Regions from separate parts of the Homo sapiens genome. Here regions 2, 3 and 4 are each linked to region 1. A link is a loop called in an ENCODE intact Hi-C map of the cell type or tissue named here. Cell type or tissue: A673. All regions are shown on one strand. Each heading gives the region's core, and the rest is flanking DNA. Links, peaks and the distances in the headings are about the cores only.

Region 1 (4,000 bases), core at 1-4,000:
AGTATGATGAGAGAGATGAAGGGAAATGTGAGACAGCATGGTAGTAAGAATGGGAAAACATGAAAGGGGCAATTATATGGGGAGAGGAATATGTGACAGTGGTGTAAATAATAGTTTAAGGCAATAATCTGAGAAGAATCCTATTACCAGGCAAAATTATATACTGACCCTTTTCCAAAAAAGAACACAAAAAGAGAGTGTCATTTTATTAATATAAATCTAATTTATGAGTTCAAATTTATAATTAATTTATATGACAAAGTTAAAAAGATCACAAGTTAAGGTGGTGTTAAATTTGATTCATAAAACTTATGAATATATGTGTTTGAAGTTTTTGTTTCAGTCATAAATATACATTTTATTTTTATGAAAATTATAAGTTTTAACTGTATTTAATCATAGACACATTTCATGTTTTTTAAATATCTATAATTATTATGGATTAATAATAATTATACATATTTAGGTGTACATGTCAATATAAGCACATGATGTTTAATGATCCATCTAAGTTTTCATCAATGAATAAATGAATAAAAAAGTGGTACAGATACAAAATGGAATATTATTTAGTCATATAAAAGAATGAAAGTCTTTCATTTGCCAAATATGGATGAACTGGAAGATATTATGTTAAATAAAATAAGCTACACGCAGAAAAACATATATTACATATTCTTATTTACATATTTAAGCCAAAATACATACATTTAAAAAATGCAAATAAAACATTTCCAGACTCTCTAAAATTGTTTTTATGAAAAAAAAAATTCTTCAGAAGATATCTTAAATCAGTGACTTTACAGGTTCCCTTTTCTAGACTATTTGCCATAGGGAAATAGTCCAAAAGAAATGTCTACAAAAATTAAATGTATGAAAGTCTAATAATGTAGGAATTTCAGAAGGTAGAACTTTTCAAAAAATGTCAAAAGCTCTGAAGGTAGTGTAGTTTGCAGATAATTTGAAAAAAAACTATCATTTTAAATATTATAATTTTATACCTAAAAAATGAAAAAGGTAGCACTGCTTTGCAACATAAATACAAAAATAAAGCCTGGCAAAATCTTCCTGACTAGTGGGGGATATGAAAAACATACAGCATAATTCGGGAGGTGAAGAGAAAAGTCCCTTTTGGCAAAAAATCTATATCAGAATTCTGATGGGTGCATGACATTTGTACTCTTATCAACAAGAGGCATGGGATGTTTAAGTGAGGAAAACACTATTTTACAGCGTATAGACAAAGTCTGTAATAAGGACAAAGCAGTAAGATTATATAAAGACTTTATATCTCTTTCCTCTAATATCAACTGTTTTTTTTTTAACCTAAGCTGAAGGGGCTATATGAGGTTTGGCAATAGTTTCTTCCACTAAGGCAGAGGTTCTTAATCCAAGTAATAACTTCAGAATACAATGAGCCATGTGAAATTGTATGCAAAATTTCACATAGATGCATGTACATTTTTCTGGGATGAGAATCCACAGCTTTTATCAAATTCACAAGTGGATCTGTATTCCTTCACTCAAAACATAAAAGGCGTAAGAACCACAGAACTGAGGGATCCTTTCTCCAATAAAGATTCATAGAATTCCAGAGCATGTGATATGCAACTACAAAAGTGAAATTGTCATTTGGAAGAAGGTAAAATTTTCTTAATTAAAAAGCACTAAATGATAAGGTTCCAAGAGCCTGTTGGTTTCCGCAATTGCAAAATGTCATCCTCCAAATTAACATTAGGTTTCTGTAGGAGGCAGCCATTGGTAAAGCCGTATTTAGAAAGCAAGTTTCCATGATGAAAGTTAGGACTCAGAAAAGATGGACTTGGTGTTTCAAGAGCTCACCAAGTAAATTTTCTAGAAAGAAAGAAAGAAAGAGAGAGAGAGAGAGAAAGGAAGGAAGGAAGGAAGGAAGGAAGGAAGGAAGGAAGGAAGGAAGGAAGGAAATATTTTACCCACATAATTTTCTGAAAGTGAACAATTTTTTTAAATTATTCAATTGTGACCCAACTTTTAATTTCTGATGCACATTACAATATCACCATCTTGTGGAATATAGTAAAAATGCATGATTTTAGGTGGCTGCTCAGTCAGTGTTTCTCAGTGTGGTCAATGAACCCCTGAGGGTACCTGAGACATATTCAGGGGGTTCATGAGGTCAAAATTATTTTCATAATAATATGAAGATGTCGTTTGTCTTTTCCACTATGTTGACATCTGCATTGATGGCTCAAAAGCAATAGTAGGTAAAACTTCACGCACCTTAGCATAAATCATGGCAGTAATTCCAAATCATAAATCAAATTCCAAGTCATCGTGTTTTTCACTGCAATGCATTTGAAGAAAAAAAAATCCAGTTGCACTTAAGAATGATTTTCATGAAGTAGTAAAAAAAAGTTTTAATTTGGGAGACAAGCTTGTAGGACTCACTAAACACGAATTTGCTTTATTGTAAATTGTGTTTATAAAAAAATTCCTTAGAGAACTACGGAGTCTATGCTAGTAGACATTTATGAACATAACAGATAAGAAGCTTGTGCTTTAATCTTCACTCTTTCCATTAGAATCCATTGTGTTTTCTCATTTCTAAAATGGGGATACTCCTAGAAGTTGTTGCACTGTGTAGTCATAATAATTAAAGGCTGGATATAATGGCTTAGTAAGTACCAACTCTTCTAGTGTCTTTATGTTTCACCATGTGCCAAGAGTTTATTACAATATTTTACCTTGCCAGAAACTCTATAAAGTTGATATTATTTTCTCCCATTTAAGATGGGAAACTGAGACCAAAGAAAGTTTCAAGTCTCTTGCCTAAAGTCACACAGAAAAGTGAGTGGTAGAGGAGGACTTGAATTCAGGCAATTTTACTCCAGAAAAATAAAAGTCCCTTACAATTTCTGATTATTGGAAGAAATTAAAGAAGGTCATAAAGTAGTAGGAGTTGGCACAGTTAGCTGGGGGTCTAAAAATGATGAAGAGATAACACAAGATGGACAGAAGTTATAGTTGGGTCTCTACAAACAATTTATGAAAATTCGATATGCAACCTTAAAACAGGATGTAGACCTAAATATACAGAAACACCCAACCCTTTGTAATATTTTAACAAAAAATCATATGAATGAAATTAATAGTTCTAATTAAGTGGTGGACCTAAGAGCTGTATTAGTGCCAGCAAAATAACAGAACTAATATAGCATTGGAGTTGTCATGCAACAGCCTTGGCACGAGTGCTATCATTCTTTGGTCCTCCTGAAAGTTGAAAAGCAGAGTGCCTTGGGCATCCCAAAAAACTGTTGCCATGAAATTTACTTTAAGAAAAATGTAAGAGTGTCATCTTTTTTTATTCTATTTTTTTATTTCAATAGGTTCTTGGAGAACAGGTGGTGTTTGATTACGTGGATAAGTTCTTTACTAATGATATCCGAGATTTTGGTGCACTCATCACCCGAGCAGTATACACTATACCCAATGTGCAGTCTTTTATCTCTCACCCCCCTCCCACCCTTCCCAATGAGTCCGCAAGGTCCATCAAATCATAATTATGCCTTTGTGTCCTCGTAGCTAGCTTAGCTCCCACTTATAAGTGAGAACATATGGTGTTTGATTTTCCATTCCTGATTTACTTCATTTAGAATAATGATCTTCAACTCCATCCAGGTTGCTGCAAATGCCATTATTTTACTCCTTTTTATGGCTGAATAGTATTCCATGGTACACACACCATGGAATACCACTCAGTCATTTTATATATATATAAAATATATACACACACACAACCAAATATGCATATGTATACACCATAAATATACTATATATATATACACACCATATATACACTATATATACACACCATATATATACACACATATATATTCACACACATATATATGTGTGTGTATATATATATATGTACACACAACATTTTCTTTATCCACTTGTTAATTGATGGGCATTTGGGCCAGCTCCATATTTTTGCAATTGCAAATTGTGCTGCTATAAA
Region 2 (7,971 bases), core at 3,972-7,971, 430 kb after region 1:
ACTGCTGCTTGAGCCCCGCTATTGGTATAATTCAGATCATTTTAGCTTGTTGCTGAGGATGTCACATATAAGACAGGATCAAACCTGAAAGACACTAATGGTTCATCCTCTATAAGGCCAACAAAGAAAACAAATTAATGTGATGTAACTTGCATTTATGTGCACTCTGCATAGGTTTCCCAATAATACTGTAATGTTGCTGAACACCTTTCCCTGTTTTCCATTTATACACATATTAAAGTCATATTGGGAAAGATGGCAAAGCTTTTGAGAATATAAACACACCTGTTTTGTTTTTCTTAAGTTCAACATACTTTTGTAGAATTTGTAAAATAAATGTTCGTATCATAATTGAGAATTTATAGCCAAGGATCCTCAAAACAGAAGTTTCATCTTAGGATAGTGTTTGATATATCTAAGAAAGTCCAGTAACAGAGAAGAAATGTCTCAAATGTCTCGTATCAGTTTTAGTGTTTTTCAGTATTAGGGAAAGGTAATATAAAAACAGGTAAAATGTATAAAAATAGACCTGATCAACATCATAGGAGATAAATATTCATTATATAGCATAGGATATTATTACTTGAATGTTCTCAGGGAGGCAGCAAGTCAGAAGGCCTAGGTTCTAGTCCTAGCTCCATCATTTACCAACTGTGTGACCTTACTTCACCTCTTAGCCTTGTTCTCCTCACTAGCAGTAGGAAAGTAACACCTACCCTGCCTACCTCACAGGGCTGTTGTGAGGGTTCAATTGGTATATGTGAAAATTCTTTCAGAATTGTAAAATGCTATATGACTGTAAGGAATTATTGCATTTGTTCCAAGGTTAATAAAAATTTGAGCTTATCAGTGTTTTCATTTTTTAGGATTCAAGGGAGATGAACAAAGCCCAGTAATTCTGATGGCCAAAGACCAGTAAGATTTGTTTAATGGTTATATATCAGAAAATCACTTGCTTTTATCTGGAATCAGCATGTGACACCATCATAGTGAAGCAAATTGAAAATGAGTAGAAGAATATGGGTTTAAATCTGTTGTCCTTCAGCTTCTAGGTGGAATTTTTAAAAAATAATATGTGCTGATGGTAAATGGGATGAGGACACTGTTACCTCCAGTTCTTCCTTTTATGGGTAGCAAACAAGTGTCTATGATCTGAGTACGAATATAGGAATATAGCCAGCATGGGGCGGGGTGAGAATGGAAGATGTGATGCACACTATGTTCTAAGGGATCCAAGGTGACAGGGAATATTCAAGAGGCAGGAAAGAAAACACTAATCAACTACAGAACAGCAGGTATGCCACCATTTACATTTTAATATATCTATATACAGATAGATAGATAGATAGATAGATAGATAGATAGATAGATAGGTACACACATGGGTATGCTCTTTATGCAGAGTCTCACTGTTGCCCAGGCTGGAGTGCAGTGGCGTGATCTCGGCTCACTGCGAGCTCCGCTTCCCAGGTTCACGCCATTCTCCTGCCTCAGCCTCCCGAGTAGCTGGGACTACAGGCGCCCACCATCACGCCCAGCTAATTTTTTGTATTTTTAGTAGAGACAGGGTTTCACCGTGTTAGCCAGGATGGTCTCAATCTCCTGACCTCATGACCCGCCTGCCTGGGCCTCCCAAAGTGTTGTTGGGATTACAGGCGTGAGCCACTGCGCCCGGCCTCTTAATGTATATTAAATAGCCTTAGATTGAAAGAAACTGGTCTTCCAGAGGTTGCTTCTGGGGAGGGAAACTGGTAGGTAGGGGACTGAGGAAGGTGTCTTCATTGTATACTCCTTTTTGATCATGTGTAAACCCCTGTGCTAGAGGGAAATTTTGGAAATGAAGAAAACAGGAAAACACTGAGCTAAAGAACCAAATTGTTCACTTACGACATGGGAATTATTTTTTTCTGCATATAAACACACATATATAGTCTAGGGTTAAAGGTGAATTTACAACTTAAAGCATACACCTTTGCAATATTTTACCAATAATTCATAATTCCAAATTAGAAAGCACATCCTTATACTGTTTTGTGGGGTTTTTGTTTTGAGGCAGAGTCTCACTCTGTCGCCCAAGCAGGAATGCAGTAGCGTGATCTCAGCTCACTGCAACCTCCACCTCCCGGGTTCAAGTGATTCTCCTGCCTCAGCCTTCTGAATAGCTGGGACTACAGTGGCACACGCCACCACGCCCGGCTAATTTTTGTATTTTTGGTAGAAACGGGGTTTCACCATGTTGGCCAGGCTGGTCCCAAACTCCTGACAGGTGATCTGCCCGCCTTGGCCTCCCAAAGTCCTGGGATTACAGGCGTAAGCCACCATGCCCGGCCCCTTATACTGTTCTAGCTTATATGCACACAAGTTATCTACTATCTTCTTTGGTTAGGTTAAAAATTCCTTCAGAACATAAATGCTCTTATATTCCCTCTATCACGTCTTTAAGCACATAGAAGGAACTCAAATATTTGCCTAATTGACAAGTTGTTTATGACTGGAGATTCCCCCATTCATTCTTTAGGTTAACAACCCAAATAAATGAGGGGTGATCCTGGAAACAGTCCAGTAGAAAGTACTTAAAAGGTACAGTCAGAGATTGTTGGATAGATAATGTTGGCAATTGTAGAGTCTAGGTGCTGGGTTTATGGGAGTTTATGCTTCTTTCAGTTCCATTTGAAATAATTTTTAAAACGTTGGAGGAAAGGTAATCAGTAGGAAAAAGTCACAAAAATTGGACTAGAATTCCTGAGTACCCATAGAGGTATGCAGAAACATGGTACAATTTAAAATTAACTACAAATATGGGTACAGTATTAACTAAAATACAAATGAAGAAAAAACTTGAGCTTTCAAATTTCTGTTTTGTTTAGAGCAACCACCAAAATTTTCTTTTGCTATTCTATCCAGGGTTAAACAAAATAGTCTAGAAGCATCATGTCAGGGATAGAGTCTAGAAGCATCTATAGCCTAGAAGCATCATGTCAGGGACGGAGGCACATTGGAAAAGCATCAGCCACTGGAACCAGACAAACCTGGACTTGAATCCCTGCTGTTACTTACTAGCTCTGTGGTCCTGTCCAAAAGTTTATTTCTTTGTCCCTAAAGGTGAAATACATATCTTTCCAGCACAGAATTTCTGGTCAGACATGGCTTTTTCAAATCATGTTTACCTCTGCTCTCTCCCAAAACTCCATTAAAAGGACAGGAAAGAAATAGGAAGGTAAAATTATAAAGATGATGAAAGAATCCGAATGGCCATTTAGATTCTCAATAGTGACAATGAAACAGTGGCTTCGAGTCTCAAAAAGTGATACTCAGGCTAAAATTCTATATATAGCCAAACTAGGAATCAAGTATAAGGGTCGAATAAAGACATTTTCAGACTTACAAAGTCTTAGAGATTTTGCCTCCCAGGCACCCTTTCTCAGGAAGCTAGTAGAGTCTTGTGTTCTACAAAAAGTAGACCAAGAAAGAGGGAAAAGGGGGAATCCAGAAAACAGGAGTCTAACACAGGAGGTAAAAGAAATCCCCAAGAAGGTTATAGGAAATACCAGAGCAACAGCTAGCTGTACACCCTGCCTAGAGGGCATCAAGTACAAATTGGATAAAGGAGCACTAAGGACTCCTGCAGGGATAACTCTAACAAGGATTATTCAATATGTTTTAATATATTGAGACACTTATGCTTCTAGAAGATTTGGGAATGAATCACTGATGGGTATACACAGAAAATTTTTTGAAACACTGTTAATGCCAAAGACAATAAAAGTTACATAAGTAAATTTAATCATAGCATACTACATAGCTCAGCTGTATTAGTTATGTAGACTTTTGATCTAATCTATAATTGTGACAAAACTATACCGAGAGAATGAAGAAGTGGAAATATATGTGGAACAGAGCCTTCCTCCATGGTATGAAATAGATTTCTTTAAAAAATAAAAAAAAAAGAAGTGAACAATATAAGCATATTACTTAGAAACATGGAGGTATATACCTGAAAAACTCAAGAGTTGAAAGTGGTCACCTCTGGGGAGTGGGAATCTTGAATGGGAGGAATGGGCTGGGGCTTTTTTGTTATAAGCCTTGACTTTTTAAATTATGATCATGTGTAACTGATAAAAATAAAAGTTAGAATAAAAGCACTAGCACAATGTCTGCCATAAAGTAGGCCCTTGATAAAGAATGGACATTTATCTAATTGTCCCATCTCTCCACTGCTGCTGCCCCACTTCTTGCATTCAGCAATATAGACATCTGATCCGTTCCTCAAGATTCTATTCTCACCCTTCCTAACAAAGTATGACAGGAAAAAAAAAAAAATCACGGTTTCAATGGACACTTTTATTGTTTACTTAATGGATCATCAATTTTGTCTCACTACCTACAAATGGAATTTCATCTTGTTTCCATGCTGAGTAGTGAAACAGTGACAAAGCTAATCATAATAACCTACATCAAAAGAGAACTAAGCTAACACTGCTCACTTTCTTTTTAACAGGCAAAATATAAATATATGCACTCTAGAATGCACAATGGTTTAGTCACTAAAAAATTCAAATGGGATCTTGAAGAATGTATGCAAATCCAGGGTGCAGTGAAGATGAGCTGAGATGCTGTGCAACTGTTTAAGGGTTCCTGGCACTGCATCTCTTGGCCACTAGCTGAATCTTGACATGGAAGGTTTTAGCTAATGCCAAGTGGAGATGCAGAAAATGCTAAGTTGACTTAGGGGCTGTGCACAGGAACTAAAAGGCAGGAAAGTACTAAATATTGCTGAGAGCATCCACCCCAGGAAGGACTTTACCTGTTTTTGAGAGAGCACACATACATAGACAGCATTACTATAGGGCCCAGTAAGCCAGATTTCCCCCACTTTATCTTCCCAATAACATGCCAGCTCTTTTTTAGGATATATGGCCAGGAGCTGGCCAACTTTTACATTGTGGATTCCAGGTCTACTAGACCATAACTCTCAGACCAAGTTTCTATCTGTCCCTCCCCGCCTCAGTGGATGCCAGGAGCTTTATCTGAAGTTCCTCTGTACTGCCCAGGTAGTAATGACTGCTAATGACAACACTACCTTCTAACTTTCTCCACTCCATTCTACCCACCTCTCACTGCACAGTCCACCCTTATCCCAAACAAGCCAAAAAACAGAAGACCCTCACCTTCCAGGAGCTCCAAACTGGCACCACCCCCAGTGCTCACATGGCTGACTTTATCCTCCGTGTTCCATTTGGCACAGCAAGTGGCAGTGTCTCCACCACCTGTTGAATGAAAGCCAGGTAAAAAGGGAAAAGAGAGAAAAGAAAAAAAAGGGATTGGCACCAAAACTGTAAGGCAGTGTGCTCCCCAACCCAAAAGGTAGCTGATAAACCCCCAACTCTATCTTACCAAGAGGCTCCTCTGTAAATTACCTACCTGTTTACCTCTTAACATTTACCCAGAATAAAGAGACATAGAAGAAGTTCTCCATTCCACCTTCCTCTGATCAGAATTCTGCCAGCTTATATGGGTATTAGCTTTGTATAGGACCGCTTACCTATGATGGTGATGCAGCCCCTAGAAGTGGCTTTCACCACCTCATCCATGAGAGCTTTGGTTCCCCGGGCAAAAGCTTCCCATTCAAATACCCCCACAGGACCATTCCACACAATCTGCTTAGCCCGAGTGACAGCCTCAGCATACTTCTTGCTGCTTTCAGGACCACAGTCCAAGCCCTGAGGGGTAGAGGTGAAAGAGAAGATGAGCTATCAAGAAAAGCTACTTAAACACCACCTCCACCAAGACCAGAACTCAGGGCTGCACACCAAAGTTTCTTCTAGAAACAAATAGTACCCTTCAGTCTTTATAAACCTGTTCATGCCCTTTATACTCAAAAATTCTACTGTATGGAAGATCAAGTCTAACGGAAAACCTCAAAAGTTATTTAATAAAGACATTCTTAGCCACACTATTTATGTTAGTGAAAACTAGATCAATGGTTCTCAACCAGGTCAGTTCTGCCCCTTCATAATAGATAGGCATGTGGCAATGTCTAGAAATATTGTTGTTGCAACTTGGGAGGGTGCTACTGGCATCTAGTGGCCAAGGATGCTTTAAACAACCTTACAATTCAACAGTCCCCCACAAAACAACAGATGTCAATAGTGTTGGGAATGACAGTAAACTAGATCAGTAGTACTCAAACTTTGCCATGCATGAGAATCACCAGGAGGGCTTATTCAAACAGACTGTTTGGCCCCACCCTCAGTTCCTGATTCGGTAGGTCTGGGGTGGGACCCAAGAACTTGCATTTTTAACAAGTTCCAAAAATGATACTGATACTGCTGGTCTTAGGAACATACTTTGAGAAACACTGAACTAAATAATACGTGAATGCCTGAAAAGAAAAATAAGCAAACTAGCATGTAAAAACATGATACAATTTTATACAGCAATCAAAATGATATTTGGAGCACCCTAAAATCAACTATATTAGTCTTTAATATACACTTACATTTCTCCCTGCTTGTAATCAGTATACTTAATTTTTTCATATGAGAAAGTTTTCTTATATAGCTTTCTAGATAGCAACATAATCCAAAACAACCCAAACCATGAAAGTACATGACACTATCTCCAGTACGCAGTAAGTACTTAATACACATTAAACAGATGAAGAAAAAACAGATAAAACTAAAAATGGGCCGGGCACAGTGGCTCACGCCTGTAATCCCAGCACTTTGGGAGGCCGCAGCAGGTGGATCATGAGGTCAAGAGATTGAGATCATCCTGACCAACATGGTGAAACCCCGTCTCTATGAAAAATACAAAAATTAGCTGGGCATGGTGGTGCACACCTGTAGTCCCAGCTACTGGGGAGGGTTAGGCAGGAGAATCACTTGAACCTGGGAGGCAGAGGTTGCAGTGAGCCGAGATCATGCCACTGCACTCCAGCCTGGTGACACAGCGAGACTCTGTCTCAAAAAAAAAAAAAAAAACAACAACAACAAAGTTTTGCAACACATTACTGCATTACTGAAGGCCAGTAATCCAATAGCACTGCTTTTCTCCCATGGATTCTTCCATGAGGGACTCACTGCAACATGCAGAGCCCTCTCTGACAGATCTCCTATAGAGATTGTTTTAAAATGCTTGTTGATTGGCTGAATCAATGAATAAATGACACCACAGAGTTTCTGTTCACTCACACTACCAACCCACTCAAGTGACTCACCATCCAGCCAGCAGGTATGCCAGAAGCCACAGTGGCTTGGCCAGTCTTGGCATTCTCATCAAACTTGTCAGCAGTGACAAAGTCAACAGGCAAGGTAATCTTCACACCATTCTTCTCAGCTTTGGACATTAGGTCTTTGACAATCTTGGCTCCCTCTTCATCAAACAGAGAAGTGCCAATCTACACAGGGGAGCCAAAATGATGGAGGTCAGCATCTATACTAAGAACAAGACTGCCTCACAAAGCAGACAGGAACCAGACACAATACAATATAAAGGAACAATGCAAAGACGAAAGACTTGCCAAAATAAATAAAAATGGGAATTTTCAGGGCTCATGTCAAAAGACTGTTTTCTTTTTACATTTATACAACCTGCTATTATCATGGAGAGCTATTTCACATCCACTTGGCATTTGTTTCCTACCTCCATGTTGTTGAGCACCTTAAGGAAGGTAAAAGCCATTCCACCACCAATAATCATCTCATTGACTTTGTCCAGCATATTATTGATGAGCTGGATCTTGTCTGCAACTTTAGCTCTACAAGAGAAAGCAAGAATCATCACTTAAAGAAGAATGGACTAGAGAAGTGGTATTACATAGAAACTGAGTTTCTATTTCAAGGCACAGGAACAGAGAAAGTCTCAAAGTGACAAAAGTACTGCCTAACTTTGCCCTATGTTTCTCCAACCCAAAAACTCAATCCATTTCTAAGAAATCCTTTTAAGGTATGGCTCCAGACATCAGTGTAT
Region 3 (4,000 bases), core at 1-4,000, 150 kb before region 1:
AGTTCCTTGTTTGGGAAGTCAATGAGCATGACTCTACATATCCTAGCTTAAATGACTGAGTGATATCATTAGCTAGGAGTAGAAAGGAAGGAGGGAGAACAAATTTGGAGGGGAAAAGATGAGTTTGGTTTTGAATAGGTTGTATTGACATGCCTATAGGACACCTACCCGGAGAATTCTAGTACCATAGATAGATGGCCTGATGTTCAGAAAAAAATTCACAATGGGAGATATATATTATTGAGTCATATTCATAAAGGATGCAGTTGAAGCCAAGGGAGTGAATGTGATCACACAAGAAGAACAGGTAGAATGAAATGAGAAAGGAAGCTGAGACATCACTGATTGAACCTTAGTATCTACTTTTGTTCCTTCCTCAAATTCCTCTAATACAGCAGTATGGATTTTTAAAAGTCATGAACCCACAGATGCAAAGCGAGAAAGAAAGGAGACAACCATATAATTTTAGAAGCTGGAAAGCAGGTGGTTTCATGTTAACTAATTTAACAGCTAGAAGAAAGTGATTGCCTCTGGAAAGCAGGAAATGTTAGGGGAGAGATGCAAGTGTACTACTGATTTTTATAACTCTTTTGTGACAAGCCTAGCAGAAATCTGAATACATGTGGGTTGAGAAGTAAATTCAAGAAGAAGAATTCGAGACACCAAATATTAACTATGTTTACAAGAAGTTTGGTTATGAAATGAATGAAGCAGATATAGCTTGAAGCATTGGGAGAGGAATAAAGGATTTGGAGTTTGTGTAAAACAGTTGATACTGGAACACATTTGCAAGCTGTGAGAAAAGGTGAGAAGAATTAAAACGAGGTTCAATGATATAGGAGAGGAGAAGAAAAAGAATGAATGACTACAAGAACATTGGATGGGGAAGTAGGAGAGAACTGTCACCTGATGGCATTTTTAAAAGATAAACAGAAATGTAGGTTATCTGCTCAAAATGAGAAGGCCAGAAGTGTGGGCCTGAGAAGAAAAATGAAGGTTTGGAACAGCTGCTGTGGGAAAAAGTAGAAGAAGCCAACTATGGATGAGAAACGGATTAAGGATAAGAGTTGAGGGCCGAGCTGAGATTGGAAAGCATGCATTTGTCATGAAGCCAATGAACATGAATATGTAATTTTCCCCAGATGGGTCTTCAGCAGCCTGGGAACAAGAACAGGCAAAGTGGACCACTGAACTGAATCAAGCCTGGGCAGGAATTGCCAAAGCTGTGAGATAGAAGGTGAAGAAATCAAAGGAATGGAAAATGCTTGTGAAAGTGTCCTTGAAATGGGGCCCAGAATAGAGAGGAAGGGAGAAGACAGGTTGTGGCTGCTAGCCTAAGAGATTAAGTAAGAGAGAAGAAAATGAAGGCCAAAATAAAAACAATTCGATTGATCACAAGACCATTCCTTGGTGTTTCAGATACAAGTTCAGGTGACTATTGCCTCTATGACCAAATTTCTGAACTCTTTTAGCTGGATAGCTGTTGATTTTCCAGTAAGTGCACTGTTAATTAGGTTCAAATGATTGCTTTCTACCATGAGTTATTTCACTGTGGTGATCCAGTTTTCCCATTATTTTTAATGTATTTCTCTCAACTAATCTTGAGGCACAATGAGGAGAAGTATGTATTTAATAATCTCCTTTCACATGTGGCTCTAAGTCTGGCTCTGCCTCAGAGACCCATTACTGTAGGGAACACAAAGAACATTTGGAAGCTATCGATTTTCTGAGCATCCCAACGTGTGGCCTGCCCTGCAAAGAAATCTGGCTAATCCCTTTTTCAGTCCTCCTCTAGAGGGCAGCTGCTTCCTTCATCAGTTTGGAAGCACAGCTCCTTGCCCAGATGGCTGTTCACCATTTGCAGGTTCCCATTTTACAAGTAGGGAAGTGGGAGTTGGTGGGTGGTGGGTATTCATTCACCAGAGAATACAGAAGACGTAAGGCCTGTCAATTCCCAATCCATACAGGCCTCCTCTAGCCTTCTGGATAATGTCACCAGGGTTTTAAGAGAAACTTTTACTTAAGTCCACAAAGTTGTGGATTCAGACATGTTTGCATCAATAGTAATTGCCCCTAGCTAATGAAAAGTGTAGAAGTAACTTCTTTAGCTTCCCTTTAGTTAGGGGAAAATGTCGTATACCTCCTGCCTTAATTTATTCATTATTAAATGGTTTACTTAAGATAAATATTTTTGTGGGGAAAATATTACCAGTGATTTTAAGATTACCAGCTACGATAGAAGGCAACAAAACATTTAATTGACGTACCTTACATTCTCATGGAAATAAAGTTTATGCTCACAGAAGGTGTAACATAATTAGAGTCCATTATATTGGTCTCCTGCTCCTTACTATTGGAAAACGTAAACTTGTTGGGGCTCCTTGATAGATTATCTGTGCTACTGCACATTATTCATCAAATGGGAATTTCACAGAAATTGATACTGTATCATTTGCCTTAACACAGCCTTTCTCTGTTCTTACGCCCCAAAGCATAAAAGTTCTGAATGTTTGTTTGGCTATTCCATTCCCATTGAAGCCTCAGTATTTTTCCTAAATATTGCAACTTTACTATTATGTATCCAACTGGAACAAAAATCCAATGAGAGAGAGACTTGAAAGCCAACATCAGTTGTTCATAGAGCAAATGTTCAAGAGCTGTGTAAAGTACTGGTTAAACAAGCGAGCTAACATAGCTTTGACTACAACTCTTTCCCATCTTTGTTTGAAATATGAAGAACGAATTTTGGTACCAATATCTCAGTTTTGTTAGCAGAAAAAGCTTTTAGACTAACATTTGTAAGAATAATTCAGTTATCATAGAATATATAGGTCTGCTAGACATTTTCGGGAATCTGTAACCAAAGGCACAGAAATATGACTGTTAACCTACATGAAAGTGGCACTATTTCTAGTTTCATAGGTTTAAACCAAACCAAAATAATCTAGTTCTGCTTAAAATGAAAAATAAAATATAGCCTTTGGCTTACCTTGGGACTAAATTATATTTACTGAAAAAGTCCTTCAAATACTTAATTGAATGCTTCTTGGAATGAGAAATTGGGTCTGTATATGCATATGACTTCAGCTAGTTCTTTGCTAATTTTAACTTGTACTTATTTTCTAACCTCACTCTTATGTCGCAAAAATGATTGTGCAAACTATATTCAGTGAAGCTCAATTGTAAGACACTTATTCTCCTTTAGGTTTGAGATGGAGAAAAAACATTTGCTCTTGCCATACCTCTGGAAAGTTCTGCTTCTGCCTTTAAATGAACTCAGCTCACTAAAACTATCCACAGCAACTTTCATTTCACTGTTTTTTCTTTTATTTTATATTTTACTTTTTTGACTCTTATATCCTGTTACTTCCTTCAGGTAAATATTTGTGACCTTGGCATCTTTTTCCAGAGCCTTTGGTTTATGGGCTTTCATTCCACAAAGTACAGCACACCAGGAAGAAAATGTTGTTTCAAAAGTCTGACATATTTTTTTTACACTAGAGAGACTCATTCTCTGAAATATTCATTAAAATAAAATCCTTCCTTACCGTGAACCAGAATATGACAAGGGTTAAGGGTAGGTAGGAGAATCTCCCCAGCTGAAATTTTTGTAACAGTAAAGAAAGAAAGACAGCAGCCATTTTTAGATAGATATGTGTATGTTACAGTTTTTGTCAGGCTGAGTGTGCAGCTCAAAAAATTAAACAATTCTAGTATGTTACAAGGATTAACTACTATATTTCAAAATATTTGTAGGTTAGTTTTGCAGGAGAAAAAGAACAGCTTCGTCTAATGGAACAAGGATATTTACTGCAGAAGAAGCCAAGAAATCTGTTTTTTAAGCATATTTGCAATAGGAAAAAGTACCCAAAAGAGAGCCCTTTTTGTAGAAAGACTGGAAACATTTTCTGGGTCATTTAAAATGCTGTCCAGTCAACCATGGCCAATTTATGATTAAAAGCAGAAATGAAAACTGAAATAAAACTGCAAAGTGTCCTTT
Region 4 (4,000 bases), core at 1-4,000, 330 kb before region 1:
TACTGCTTCACCTTGTACTTTTATATTATGGCTCTTTAAACCTCATGAACCTGTGCTAGCTTCAAACTTTTACAGCTTTCTCACCTCTCTCAGTCTTCACAGGATTGAAGAGAATTAGGATCTTCCTCTGAATTAGGCTTTGCCTTAAGGGAATGTTATGGCTGGTTTGACCTATCCAGATCACTAAAACTTTCTTCATATCAGCAATAAGTTGTTTTACTTCCCTGATATTTGTGTGTTCAGTGGAGTAGCAATTTTAACATTCCTTAAGAAGTTTTCCTTTCCACTCACAATTAGGCTGTCTGACACAAGAGGACTTTTAGCCTCAGTTTTCAATATGCTTTCTTTACTAAGCTTAATTATTTATAGCTTTTTATTTAAAAAGAGAGACATACAACATTTCCCTTCACTTGAACATTTAGAGGTTTGTGTAGGATTATTAATTGGCCTAATTTCAGTATTGTTGCATCCCAAGGAGAGGGAGGAGAGCTGTTGAAATGGTCAGTCAGTGGAGCAGTCAGAACACATACAACATTTATCAATTAAGTTCACGTGTGCTATGCGGGTGCAGTTCATGGTGTCCCCAAACAATTAAAGTATTAACTTCAAAGATCACTGATCACAGATTACCATAATAGACAAAAAAAAATGAAAGAGTTTAATTATATAAAAATAATGAAAATGTAACAATTACCAAAAGGTAACACAAAGACATGAAGTGAGCACCTGCTGTTGGAAAAATGGTGCTGATAAACTTGCTGGTCACAGGACTGCCACAAACCTTCAATTTGGAAAAAAAAAAAAAAAAAGCAATATCTACAAGGCACAATTAAGCGAAGTGCAGTAAATTGAGGTATGTGCTTATAATACTGGATATAAATATGAGAAGACCCAAAGTCTTATAAACTTCCTTATTGCACCAAATTTTGCTCATTCAATGAAATTATGTTTCTATTTGTTAAAAAATGCATTTTTGATGCCTTGTTCTCATTTCCTTTGCTTGCTTCACCTTTTCCAACTGGTTCACACTTGCTCCCCCTTGCCAGTATATTTGGACTAACTACCATCCACTGTGGAAGAAGATAATTTGAAGAGACGTTATCGGTCAAATATACATACTCTACCAATATTAGTATCATCTTAAATTTCTCCATTAGACATTCGTTTATTTGGAACTTAAAAAGGCTATTGATTTTTTTTTGAAACTCTGAAAGTATCTGAAATTATTTCTCTCTAAGAGCCAGACACTAAGTGAGACTGCCTCTAAGTAGAAATGGTATCTGGGAAAAATGGGAGAGGTGAGTCATGAAAAGAAAAATATTTCTGAGAGAAAAAGGCAAGCAAATATTCAACAGTCTCAGATATAATTCATCCAGGTGTATCCTCACTCTTCCGTAAACATACTTGCTCATGGTTTTTATTTTCTTAAAATGACTCTTTTTTTTTTTTTTCTGGGTCAGAGTTCACTCTTGTTGCCCAGGCTGGAGTGCAATGGCACGATCTCGGCTCACTACAACCTCCGCCTCCCAGGTTCAAGGGATTCTCCTGCCTCAGCCTCCCAAGTAGCTAGGATTACAGGCATGCACCACCACGCCTGGCCAATTTTGTATTTTTAGTAGAAACAGGGTTTCTTCAGGTTGGTCAGGCTGGTCTTGAACTCCCGACCTCAGGTGATCCACCCGCCTTGGCCTCCCAAAGTGCTGGGATTACAGGTGTGAGCCACCGCGCCTGCCCTCCCCCCACCTTTTTTTCAGTATTTTAATACAAAAGTGTATTTCTTACTCATGCAACAGTCCAACAGAATGTTTTTTATTAAGTGACATTTCTAAGCAGTTCATCTTTTAGTAATGATTCAGGTCCCAGGCTCCATTCATCCACGACTCTTCCATCACTTTGGTCTTCTAAGTCCACTGATATTATTTGTTGCTTCTGACATCAGATGGGTGAAGACGAGGCAATAGAGGGTAACACCGATTCTTTTGCATTTCTTTCTTATAGCGTCTCTTCTATATACTTTATACACACTAGGTGGCAGTGCAATGAAAGAAGGAAAAGTAGAATCCAGAATCGGACAAAGATTGTACACAGATCACATCTTACAGCATCTTCATTTTTAAAATGAAAAAAACAAAAAACAAAAAAACTGGGGCCTCATTAGGGAGGTGACCTGTCCAAAGTCACAAGCTAGTTAGTGCCAGCACCCAGTCAGTTCCTTATCCATGTTCTTCAACCATTTTATTCTCTTTAGTCTCTCAGCCCCTCTGTTTTCCCTCACCCACACTCAGCTCTTCACTTTCTTCTCCAGCTAACCCAATTCCTTTTCTTGTGAGGTAGTCAACTCAAGGTACCTTGTGAGGTAATCAACTATTCTTATCATTATTTTCTAGATTAGAAAGGGATGCACAGAGAGGACAAGTACCCTGGTTGAGATCACACAGCTAATAAATAGCAAAGTTGTGTTGCAACACTAGACTCTAGGGTTCAGATTCTGTGCCAATAACCACTATTCTATACTACCAAAGTTATCTAATATCTACTGTTCCTTCTTAAAGTCCTGCACTTCCTTAATTTCCATCAGACATTTTGTCAAAGTTTGTTCCTAACTCTCTGCCTGTTTTCTCTCTGTATCCTTTAGTTTTTTTCTGTGTCAGTCTCTCAAATGGCAACATTCTCTAGCATTCCATTCTCTGTGTTCTCTTAATTTCTAAAATCAACAAGTCCTAAATTAAAATATAAGTTCCACCATTAACCAATTTTATTACCCTGGACAAATCATTTCATCTCATCAGGGTGAAGTGAGAAATAAATTACATAGCGTCTGGCATATATAATAGTAGATACTAAAAGAATACTAGTTTTTATTGTTACTATCATCATCATCATCATCAACATCATCATCGTCATCACCATCATCACCATCACTATTCCTAATTTATATTCATGGGCTCCACTAACTCCTCTATGCTGATCATTTTTATATAAAGGATCCAATCATAATCCTAAAAGATACAATCACAAATGCCATAATCTTGAATGCTGAAATCCCAAAACATCAAAATCCTGAAATTATGATCCTGGAGAAAGCAATTTTTAAAGTTATTTAAAAGCCATTTATTTACCTTTTGTTGTATAATTTAAGTTCTGGGATACATGTGCAGAACGTGCAGGTTTGTTACATAGGTATACACATGCCATGGTGGTTTGCTGTACCCATCAACCCGTCATCTACATTAGGTATTTCTCCTAATGCTATCTGTCCCATAGCCCCCCACCCCCTGACAGGCCCCGGTGTGTCATATTCCCCTCCCCCTGTCCATGTGTTCTCATTGTTCAACTCCCACTTATGAGAGAGAACATGCAGTGTTTGGTTTTCTGTTCCTGCGTTAGTTTCCTGAGAATGATGGTTTCCAGCCTCATCCATGTCCCTGCAAAGGAGATGAACTCATCCTTTTTCATGGCTGCATAGTTTTCCATGGTGTATATGTGTATATGTGCCACATTTTCTTTATCTGGTCTATCATTGATGGGCATTTGGGTTGGTTCCAACTCTTTGCTATTGTGAACAATGCTGCAATAAACATACGTGTGCATGTGTCTTTATAGTAGAATGATTTATAATCCTTCGGGTATATACCCAGTAATGGGATGGCTGGGTCAAATGGTATTTCTGGTTCTAGATGCTTGAGGAATCACCACAGTGTCTCCCACAATGGTTGAACTAATTTATACTCCCACCAACAGTGTACGAGCGTTCCTATTTCTCCACACCCTCTCCAGCATCTGTCATTTCCTGACTTTTTAAAGATTGCCATTCTAACTGGCGTGAGATGGTATCTCATTGTGGTTTTGATTTGTATTTCTCCAATGACCAGTGATGATGACCTTTTTTTCATATGTTTCCTGGCTGCATAAATGTCTTCTTTTGAGAAGTGTCTGTTCATATCCTTTGCCCACTTTTTGATGGGGCTGTTTGTTTTTTTCTTGTAAATTGGTTTAAGTT

Evidence for each region. Hi-C counts contacts between places; a loop is a spot of excess contacts. Peaks named below come from ENCODE experiments on the same cell type or tissue, not always from the same donor. Only the 100,000 strongest peaks of a DNase experiment are listed, where the experiment ranks them.
Region 2: a loop joins it to region 1, with 4 times the contacts of the local background. A loop is called at or near these places in 3 of 110 quality-filtered maps.
Region 3: a loop joins it to region 1, with 3 times the contacts of the local background. A loop is called at or near these places in 11 of 110 quality-filtered maps.
Region 4: a loop joins it to region 1, with 12 times the contacts of the local background. A loop is called at or near these places in 28 of 110 quality-filtered maps.

What each region holds. Positions count from the first base shown.
Region 1 is chrX:78,553,626-78,557,625 of GRCh38, reverse strand. It overlaps the pseudogene UBE2V1P7. Among named protein-coding and RNA genes, the nearest start is that of RTL3, 100 kb to the left of the region's middle. In A673, for the core only: a CTCF peak has its summit at 2,053 (motif pointing left); DNase peaks (open chromatin) are centred at 1,745 and 2,035; H3K27ac peaks cover 2,874 bases.
Region 2 is chrX:78,122,623-78,130,593 of GRCh38, reverse strand. It overlaps PGK1 (phosphoglycerate kinase 1), which reads right to left. Exons shown (of 11, transcript NM_000291.4): 7 at 7,645-7,759; 8 at 7,220-7,399; 9 at 5,543-5,720; 10 at 5,169-5,267; 11 at 1,299-4,804. The coding sequence ends at 4,764. It overlaps TAF9B (TATA-box binding protein associated factor 9b), which reads left to right. Exons shown (of 7, transcript NM_015975.5): 7 at 1-846. Among named protein-coding and RNA genes, the nearest start is that of TAF9B, 13 kb to the left of the region's middle. In A673, for the core only: a CTCF peak has its summit at 6,106 (motif pointing left); no DNase peak of the experiment used is centred there.
Region 3 is chrX:78,706,197-78,710,196 of GRCh38, reverse strand. The region is part of intron 2 of LOC107985670 (a long non-coding RNA gene); the gene reads right to left. Among named protein-coding and RNA genes, the nearest start is that of LPAR4, 40 kb to the left of the region's middle. In A673, for the core only: a CTCF peak has its summit at 1,776 (motif pointing right); a DNase peak (open chromatin) is centred at 1,806.
Region 4 is chrX:78,884,778-78,888,777 of GRCh38, reverse strand. No RefSeq gene overlaps it. Among named protein-coding and RNA genes, the nearest start is that of MIR4328, 14 kb to the left of the region's middle. In A673, for the core only: a CTCF peak has its summit at 2,011 (motif pointing right); a DNase peak (open chromatin) is centred at 2,017.